Regions from separate parts of the Homo sapiens genome. Here region 1 is linked to region 2. A link is a contact called in ENCODE Hi-C data. All regions are on one chromosome and are shown on one strand. The core of a region is the stretch at or near the end of the contact, and the rest is flanking DNA. Distances in the headings are between cores, read along the strand shown.

Region 1 (4,799 bases), core at 816-3,315, 1.4 Mb after region 2:
CACATATAGGTTTATGATATGTTCCTCTACTTAAGTTTTTTATACCAACCTTTATGGCCACTTGGAAAAAGGATAAGTAGAATGGGAAATCAGAAGCCAGACTGCATGCAGCTGGGTAAGGAGTTAACAGAAGACCAAGAAATGGAAACAATTGAGAACATTTTATTCCTTTGAGGCATTTGGAGAAGAGAAAAATGAAAGATAGGGTATATGAAACTGAAAGAAGAAATTTTCAGGAAAGGAAGAATTTATGACTATAAACAGAAATAAGCCAATGGGGAATGACACTGAAGATGAGAGAGGATACTTGATGGAAAGAGAAAAAGATCAGAAGGTGCTAGGGATAGGAACAAAAGCATGCGTGGTAGGAGGAAAGATGCAGGAAGATAACAGGGAAAAGGTGAAGGAACTGGCTAATTGAGCCAAATACCCTAGATTAGCGTGCTCAATTATATTTTAGAACTAACTTTGATGTACTGTGCAACATCTCTACTACTTTAAATAGTGGGTGGCTATCACAGTGCAAGAGGACACATCTGTTCTATTTCAACAGTTAAGTATTAGTCTCCTAACTCACCTCTTTTCCCTTATACCCATCTAGTGGCACTTAAACTTGTTTACTTAATTGGCAAAGGCTTCATACTGCAGTAATTTTGCTTCTAAGGAGGCATTTTTCTGTGTTGGTTTCCTTTCCCGGCCAGAGGCTGCCATAGAGTGGGATGTGGGACTGAATTTGGAAGCAGGGTTGGAGGGGTGTGTGTTGATTAATAACCATGGATGGATTTCATCCCGTAAATTGCACAATCCCCACCTCCAATCTATCAGGCCGTTTTTGTGAACCTCTGAAAAACGGTTTATGATTATACACTTGCTTAAACCTAACTGTTCCATCTGCTATCGGATAAGACAAGCTTCATTTTTTTCTTACATTTGGCTGTACTTACCACAGGTGCTTTAGGGCTGGAGGTGAAAGGATGCAAGTAACAATCTTATTGTGCCTACAAGATTTATAATGTGGGATGCAACAAAATTCTGTTATGTTCTTGCACGGAAATACCCTCAATGGGGAAGCACTGCTGATACTTAAATGACGATTGAAGGATTGTACGCCTGTATGCTGAGCTACAACGATGACATACGATCCCAGTTTTACATTTACGTCTTCATCAATTTGAGCAGTCGTTATGTTTCCTACTATTCTCTCCACAAGAAAGGGGGAGGTGCGTACTCCAAAAATGTGCTCAACTAAAATGTTTCCCATTTAAGGTGGTTATTTCTGGCACTAGGAAGACAGTTAAATATTTGTTAATGATTCCTTACTCATTTTTAAAACCTTCGGAGTTACCCCTGTATGGACATATATAGAGCCCCACCCACATAGCCCACGGCTGGGTATCAGCCCCCATTTCCCTTCTCTCGCCACTGCCAGTAGTCTACCAAGTGAACCTGCCTCATCCCAAAGATAATTTTGCTTCATGAGCCCACATATTTATTCTTCTTCATAATGAGTCGCTTTTGAAAAGCCCGTGCAGCAACAGCCTTGGCCAAAGGAACAGCGTTCTGCTTACAACTTAGCTCATCTGGGGGCCTATTTGCCCCTGGAACTTCAGGACGCTCCTAAACTATACTTGCCCTTCTGCAAACACCGACAGTCGGCTCGCGGCGCCCCACCGGGACGCTCCCCTTTCATGGGCTGTAAGCCCAGCACATGCTGGAGTTTAACACGGTTCCTGCTGGATGCGCACAGAAGCCCTGGAGCCAAGCAGGCGTGTGCGCGTTTGGGGCTGGCTGTGTGATGGGTTGAGGGTCGGCCGCACAGCCCACGGAAGCATCAGGAGACCAGCGCCGGCGTACGGTGCGGGCTAGGGCAGAGCCCCAGACTCACCTGGCAGCGCTGCCGGCCGGAAAGCGGAGAGGGACGCGAAGATCAGCAAATTCGCCAGTTTGGATCCTTGTCCTTTTCCGCCCTTTTCCCCCCATTAAATCCAGAACCCGTCACATGATAATTAAGAAAAAACTTCAGTTCCGCCTCCTCAAACGACTGCGGTAGAGGATCTCTCAGTTCTACCTCAGTGCCGCGCCCACATCCGGGGCTGGTTCTCACCGCCCCTGAGCCTACCCTATAGGTAGAGAGGACGCCAATCTGGATTCAGAGGTCCCTTTTCCGCGGTAATTGGACCATTTGTCCGCCAGTGCAAACCAACCGACCTTTCCTTACTTTCGGGTTCGACAGAAAGGCGGCAATAAAAAGACCCATTGGTCCCGCCTCTCTACTGTCACGGGTTAGTAGGGAAGTCAGTCCAAGATCAGCCTGGAGTTTCCGTGCTCCCATTGGGCCCACAGATGTTAATCAGAGCAGCCGGCGCTCAGCTCCGCCCTCTCGGGACGCCCCGCCCCTCCTCCCATCCTCCCTGCCCGCGCGCAGTGACTGCAGGCTCCGGCGCAAAATCCTGCGGGAGAGGGGGTGGGGCAACCCTCTGGAGGCAGCGCGCCCGCGGGCAGCCTCGTTGTGGCTCCTTGGGCTCTGTTGGCGGCGGCGCTAGCTTCGGAGTCTCCCGCGCGCACCTCAGCCGCCTCCTAGCGGCGCGGCGCTCGCTCCTACGGTAAGAGCGGCATCACCTCCGCGCTCGGGTGGGCAGTGTGGAGGTCGTCGAGTTCTGACAGAATTTCGAGGATGGATCGGGACGAGGGAGGAGAGCGGTCGTCGGGATGGAGGTGGGGGCTCCGGGGCCAACGCGTCGCCCTCCGTCGCCGGCGACTTTCCCGGCAGTCTCCCGTACCTGAGGGCCGGGGTCAGCCGCGACCCCTTCTCATCAGTCGGCCGGTGGCGGAGGCTCAGCCGCCTTCCTCCCGAGCTCGCGCGGTCCTCAAGTCTTGATGGTGACGGGCCGAAGCCCAGCGCGCCACCCGCCCCTCGGGCCCCGCTTCCAGGCCCCTGTCCTTTGCTTCCTTCCCTTGGCGCTGTGCTGAGGGGTCGTCGGGTCCTGGAAGGGCGTTCAGGGGTCTCGGGTGGCTAGCCCGGCTGGCGGGGAGATGTCAGCTAGCGGCCGGAGGAGCGGGCTCGGGAGGGGGCGGCGGCTCGCGCGCTGGAGGAGGTGGAAGGAGGGTCGCTGCCCTGCCCCCTCTGAGCAGGCGGCAGTCGAGTTTTCTGATCCCAACACGGCGGAGTGGGTGCTTAAGGCATGGGCCTTAAGGGATAGTTCCCGTCTGGAAACAATACCGTGCTCCATCAGCATGCTTCAGCTTTTCTTATTTTTATCTGCCCAGTGTTGACAGCCAGCATTCTGGTATTGTCCTTCGAGTCATGGCTTTCTAACTCAGCACCTCCTTGTGTAACTTCAGGGATCATTCTGTCACTAATCTGTCACCCTTCTTATTTTTAGCGTGGCGAAAACAAGGAACTGCCTTATACTAACCTGGGCAGTGCAGAATCTGGAACAATTTATTAATCTCAGTGTGTACTTTACATGCCAAGTAATTTTGAAATTCATGGTGAATATTAAATATTTTGTAGTTTTCGGTTGCTTTCTTTGTTAATAGTATATCCTCCTTGCTTTGAGACTACTTTTCAGGTGTGATACTTTAATCTTAAGGTTTTTGGTTAGCTTTTGCCATTTTTAAACGTTTCTTTCATTTTTTTTTTCTCCAAGACTTTGGCAAGAGACTTAGTATTTGATCTTGTTTTCAGGTATTTTTGTAAAGTTTATTTTCTTTCAAACTGGGCTTTTTTCACCATATTTTTAATATTGGAAGGGGAATTCTGAAAGTCTGGAAACTGCACACTTTAGCCTAAAGAGTCACAAAACAGTATAACAATTTGAAATCCTAACTTGGATATGGTGTATGGACTGCAAATTTTAAGAGAAGGAAATGGATATGCGTTATCAGTTGTAGTGGCTCCACCTCCATAACGTAGAGGAGAGGAATCTGGAGGTCTGCGGAGAATGAGCCATGTCTGGGGCCAGAAACAGTGGTTCCAGGAAATATTTTTGCCCCAGAAATAGCCTGCCTCCCACACAGACTGGCTGTCTGAATGCATCTGATAGTTTTAAGTTAGGTGTTAGTGAGGTGGAGAGTTTTCGTGTTCCAATTTTGACCACTTTCTGGTGGAGCATGAAAATGTGGTGAGTAAACAAGTATAGTATACAATGGGGGCACTCTTGCATAGATAGTCAAGCCTCCAAGAGTAAACTTTTTTTGAGCCCAAACTGGCACTGGACAGTTGGCCCTAAAAATGAAGAAGGTGGCCCACCCAATTTTTAAACCATGAACTTTTTTTGGCTGGTCCATTTAATGCAAAATTGCAAGGAATATGTAATGAAAAAAACCTTCACTAAACTGAAGAGAATTTAGGGTGTCATGTGGATAAAATGAAACTCGAAAATAGTTGGACTACTTGTATATTATTTAATCATTTTAGTCCTGTGAGATGGGTACTGATTACTGTCATTTTATAGATGAGCAAACCAAGACTTAGTTTAACTAATTTGTTCAAGATTTCTTCACAAATGAGTCAGTAGAGGTGAGATTCACACCTAAGCAGTCTGATTCCAAAGCCTACATTCCAAGCCATTATACTTTATTACCACAATAAAATTGGCTTCTTGGAGACTTTATAGTAGGAGACTACTCAGTGGAAAATAACACTGCAAAACCGTAAATTGAATCCACTATTGTACACAGTAACACTTTGAGATCATTGTATAATAGGCACTGTTGGATTTTGCTGAAGATAAAGGGATGGAGTCACCTTCTCTGTGTTTGAGGAGCATTCATTTGATGGGAGAAATAGATATTTG
Region 2 (4,367 bases), core at 1,592-4,091:
AGTGGTAAGATTGGTTTCTTTCTCTGCAGTTTCCAAATTCTCCACGATGACTTTTATAAACAGGAAGAAAATTTCTTAGGTAGTTGCCATTTTGGAACACCTACTACATTTCTTATTGAATCCGCACAACTTTTTCAAGTATTGTCCCATTTTACAGATGAGGAAAATGAGGGACAGAGCCTATTTCCTTAAAGTCACAGGAAACAGATTTGAAAAAAGGTTTTTATTTTACAAACTGTTCTTTCCTCTATACTGTGAAGGAGCAGAAGCACAAATCTAGTAAAAAACAAACTTCCCAAATCTCAACTTAAAAGGTTTTGGAACGGGTTTTCATTCCCTACTAGTAACTGAAAATGACTCAGTAGGAAGTCATCATTTTTTTAAGGTTTTTATTAAAACCTGCCAAATTAATTATCTGCAATAAACACAAGTATACATCCCATCTGTGCACTAGTGTCATAAACTATATTCTTGTTTAAAATTTCTTTTATTCCATAAATTATCGTTTAAAATTTCTACTTTTATTCCATCATTGCCCAGTATTTTAAATAAATGAGATGAATGTTTAAAAATATAAAAAAGCATCTTATAAACTTTTGTGAGAAAGCTAGCAATAGGGTGAACAAGGCCTAGCTAGAGGTCACAGATTTGCATGTCTAAGGGTAAATGATATCCTTATTTTTTGGACTAATTCTCATCTAGTGGAATATGAAGTGCTCGATTCCACCTGGCTTATCGGCTAATTTCTGCATTACCTTGGATAAATGCCATTTGCACACTCCCTACCAGCCCTTAGGTGCATTGCAGCCTCTGTGTCATTGTGTGTGACATCACTTGGTTGCTATGGATATAGGTGCGAGGTCACTCGCTTTCCTGTGGAACTAGAAATATGGAAAAGAAATATGGAAAAATTATAAGAGTCTAAATAACACGAACTGAAGATATTTCCAATACTGATACCTATTAGAAGTGCAACTTACATCATTTAAGCATTAAAACCTTGTAAGACAGCAACTGTGGCCACAGCAGTATTCCGAATTTCAGAATCAGTTCTCTTCAATAAGACAAAAACCTTTCTTTGTTAACATAGCTGCTTTAAATATAAAGGTATCAGCATTGTCCTCTTTTGAGAACCAGTAAATTTATTCAAGAATTGATCTGTAATATCAATAATGCTTCATTTAAAAGATGTAACACGCAAGGTACACTCCAGCATCCACTTCACAATGGAGATGAATTTGAAAATCTTTGTTACATAAGGCAGGAAATTAAATATTAAGATAGTGGGGGCCCGAAATCATTAGATTAATTTTCTACCTTTCATTTCATAATGCTCAATACTTCCCCCTCCTCTAATATCAAACTGGTTGACAGCCCATTAGATAAATGTGGTGTTACTGACAAAATGGTGCAATACAGGGATGAATCTGCAACCCAGACAAAATGCGACAACTGGCGATCGGTATTCTCTTTTCATCAGCATGAAGATGTACTCGCTTAAACAAAAAAAAGCCTCAGATGCATCTAACAACCAAAAATTTTTAAAAAGACTTTTTCCCCTTTAAAATAACTCCTCCCAGCCTCCACCCAGTCTAGGCTCTCTGCAATATGACAAATGCAGAATCTTCTGGAATGACTTGATACTGCCTCTCACCACGGCTTTGTTTGCACTATCAGATCAGACAGAATATTTTTTCCCCCAACTTATAGGAATTTCAACAGACGCGTGCCTGTATTCAAAAAAGAAACGGCATATGTCACACGAATCGAACCAGTCAGCTACATTCACCACCTTTTAATTTTACAGGCAATACCTACCCTTTTCAATACAAAAACATTAGGGAATAAAATGGAGATGACATGTTGAGAATGATCAATGAAAACGCTAGCGAGACAAACGTTCTCCCTTCCTAAAAGCCGGAGGACTTGCTTTGGGCGAATGGAGAAAGAAGAGCCTTTTGTTAAGAAAAACGTGAGCAAGGTGGTTTCGATTTTGCACCACGGAGCTCAGGTTTTCAAGAGACCCTATACAATGTTTCTGGGAAGATTCTCAGGGATGTGTCGGGACAGACAGTGGGGAAGATTCTGGGGGGGCTGGGGAGGTGGAAAACCGGGAGACCTGCTGAGTGAATGGGAAAGGCGCCGCCCAGACACCAGGGAGAGAAAGAGGAACCGCATCCATGCGGTCCCCCGCCCCCACGCCCAGGCTAGGAGGAGGGGGGAAGTGGGGCACAAAGGATGCGCACGCCTCCCCGCTCGGGTCCCCTGCACCCCTAGAGCCGCGGGGGCCGGAGACCCCGCTCCCAAGTCCAGCCCCGCGGGACCTCGCCCCGGCCCGCGCCCGCGCCGGGCCTGAATGGCAGCGCCGCGGGGCCACGGGGACTCCGAAAAGAGGCCGCGTCACAGCCCGGGTTCCCGTCGCCTCTCGGGACCCTCCCCAGCCCCCCTCAGTGAGCGAGACGGGGCGGTCAACCCGCCATCGCGACAGGGCGACGAAGCCCCGGGCCTTCCACGCCAAGGACCGCGTCTTCGGAGGGGCAGGGAGCGGCGGGGGAGGGGAGGAGACACTCACGTTCTTCATGGCCGCGGCCATGTCGTCGTAGCGCTCCGCCTGCTCGGCCAGCCGGGCTTTCTGCACCAGTTGCTCGCGGTCCACCATCTTCGCGGGGCTGGGTCTGGCCGGAGAAGGAGGAGGACACTGGGGCGGCCTGAAGGGCTTGGAGGGCGCGACTGGAGCCCAAGTGCCGGAGAGGACCGACCCACAGAGCGAGCAGCTGAGGCGGCGGCTGCGCGGAGGAGGCGGCTGGAGCTGCGACCGCGGGACCGGGCGCGAGGCGGCTGCGGCTGCTGTGCGTGCCACTGACGGACAACCCCCTGCGGCCCCGCCCACGCCGCATGACGAAGGCAGGCCCCGCCCACCCGTCCGCAAGCCCCGCCCATGCCCCGCCCGAGCCCGGCCGCGGCTAGAACTCCCCGCTCCCCAGCTGGGCTCACTGCGCGTCTTCCGGGCACCCCGTCCTTTCCCACTGCGCCCCCACTCTCCCCTTTTTTCACTTCACTCCCCAGTTCCCTCACCCCAGCTTCTCCAGTCGCCCCCTTACGCCTCCCCCTTGAGCCTCCCGCCCCGCCAGCCCTCGGACGCATGGGCCCCTGGGAGTTGTAGTGTAACCTGCAGTGCACTGAGGCGCTGAGGAGACCAAGGACAAAGGGGCGGTCAAGACTACAACTCCCAGCGGACATAGCGCGCAGGCGCAGGAGGACGGGGGGGGGTGCTTCGAATCCCGAGGCCGCTGGGGACCCCTGGCGGGGATCAGGGCTGCATCAGTCCCTGCGAGTGCTGATTCACCGCCCCGCCCCATATTCTCCGGGAAATTACGAGAGGAGGGGGCAGGGGCCTCAGTCCTAGACCCTGTTTCCGAGATCACGTAGCAGGTCGTGGTGGGGGAAGGACAGGAGGCGCGTCCATTGTAGATCCAGACTCTCAGTGTGGTGCCTGCCCGCGGGATGGCCGAATTAAGGGGCCAGACCCTGGGGACTGTCACCTCCACCCCCTACGAGCTTCCATTAAACCCCCCACCCCACCTTGAGGCTCTTGGGCCTGAATAGGTGAAAACATGGACGAACGACAAATACCGGCTGGCCACAGTGGTTGATTTCCAGAAAGGATGCAGCTGTCTGCTGGCTGACCCTGGAGAACCCCTTCTTCCTCTCCAGGGTGGAGTGCTAAAGATTGAGTTCAGCTACCAGGAGCCTACTCCACATCTAACTGGGCTGCGTCTAGGGCTTGGTTGTCCAGCCCTTCTCTCCCCTCCTAAGACATACATACCTACTGAGGTCACGCTGATATATTCTCGTTCATATTATTCCACATAGCTTGCAGATAGCATGGGTTTTTTTGCTTTGTTTTGCTTTTTTGTAGAGACGGGGGTCTAGCTTTGTTGCCCATGCTGGTCTCGAACTCCTGGGCTCAAGCGATCCTCACGCCTCGGCCTCCCAAGGTGCTGGGATTACAGATGTGAGCCACCATGCCTGCAGGCCTGATAGTTTTGACTGCACATTTTATTTACTTTATGTATTCAACAATTATCTATGAGAAGCTACTGTGTTCCAAGCCCTATTCTAAGCCACGAGGTACAGTAGTGAACAAAACAGACAAAAATCCCTGCCCAAGAAAATAGGTGAGATATGTACAGTATGCTAGAAGTCAGTAAGGAGTGAGTTTTGAGGTTGCAGTGAGCTGAGATTGCGCCACTGCACTCCAGTCTGGCGACAGAGCAAGACTCCGTTTCAAAAACAAATAATAAAATAAAAAGTTTTTTAAAGGCTGGGCACGGTGACTCACACCTGTAATCCCAGCACTTTGGGAG

The links. A loop is a pair of places that touch in the nucleus more often than their neighbours do. Pooled maps may share reads with other maps.
Region 1: a pooled map shows a loop between it and region 2 (16-fold over the local background). The contact joins the promoter of TMEM60 here to the promoter of YWHAG in region 2. A Hi-C loop is called at or near these places in 8 of 50 pooled maps.

What each region holds. Positions count from the first base shown.
Region 1 is chr7:77,796,369-77,801,167 of GRCh38, forward strand. It overlaps TMEM60 (transmembrane protein 60), which reads right to left and starts at 2,066. Exons shown (of 2, transcript NM_032936.4): 1 at 1,886-2,066. PHTF2 (putative homeodomain transcription factor 2) reads left to right here and starts at 2,405. Exons shown (of 19, transcript NM_001395272.1): 1 at 2,405-2,603. RefSeq lists an enhancer at 1,826-1,935 and a silencer at 2,346-2,485.
Region 2 is chr7:76,356,150-76,360,516 of GRCh38, forward strand. It overlaps YWHAG (tyrosine 3-monooxygenase/tryptophan 5-monooxygenase activation protein gamma), which reads right to left and starts at 2,842. Exons shown (of 2, transcript NM_012479.4): 1 at 2,573-2,842. The coding sequence starts at 2,659. RefSeq lists silencers at 1,973-2,163, 2,247-2,446, 2,767-3,176 and an enhancer at 2,271-2,917.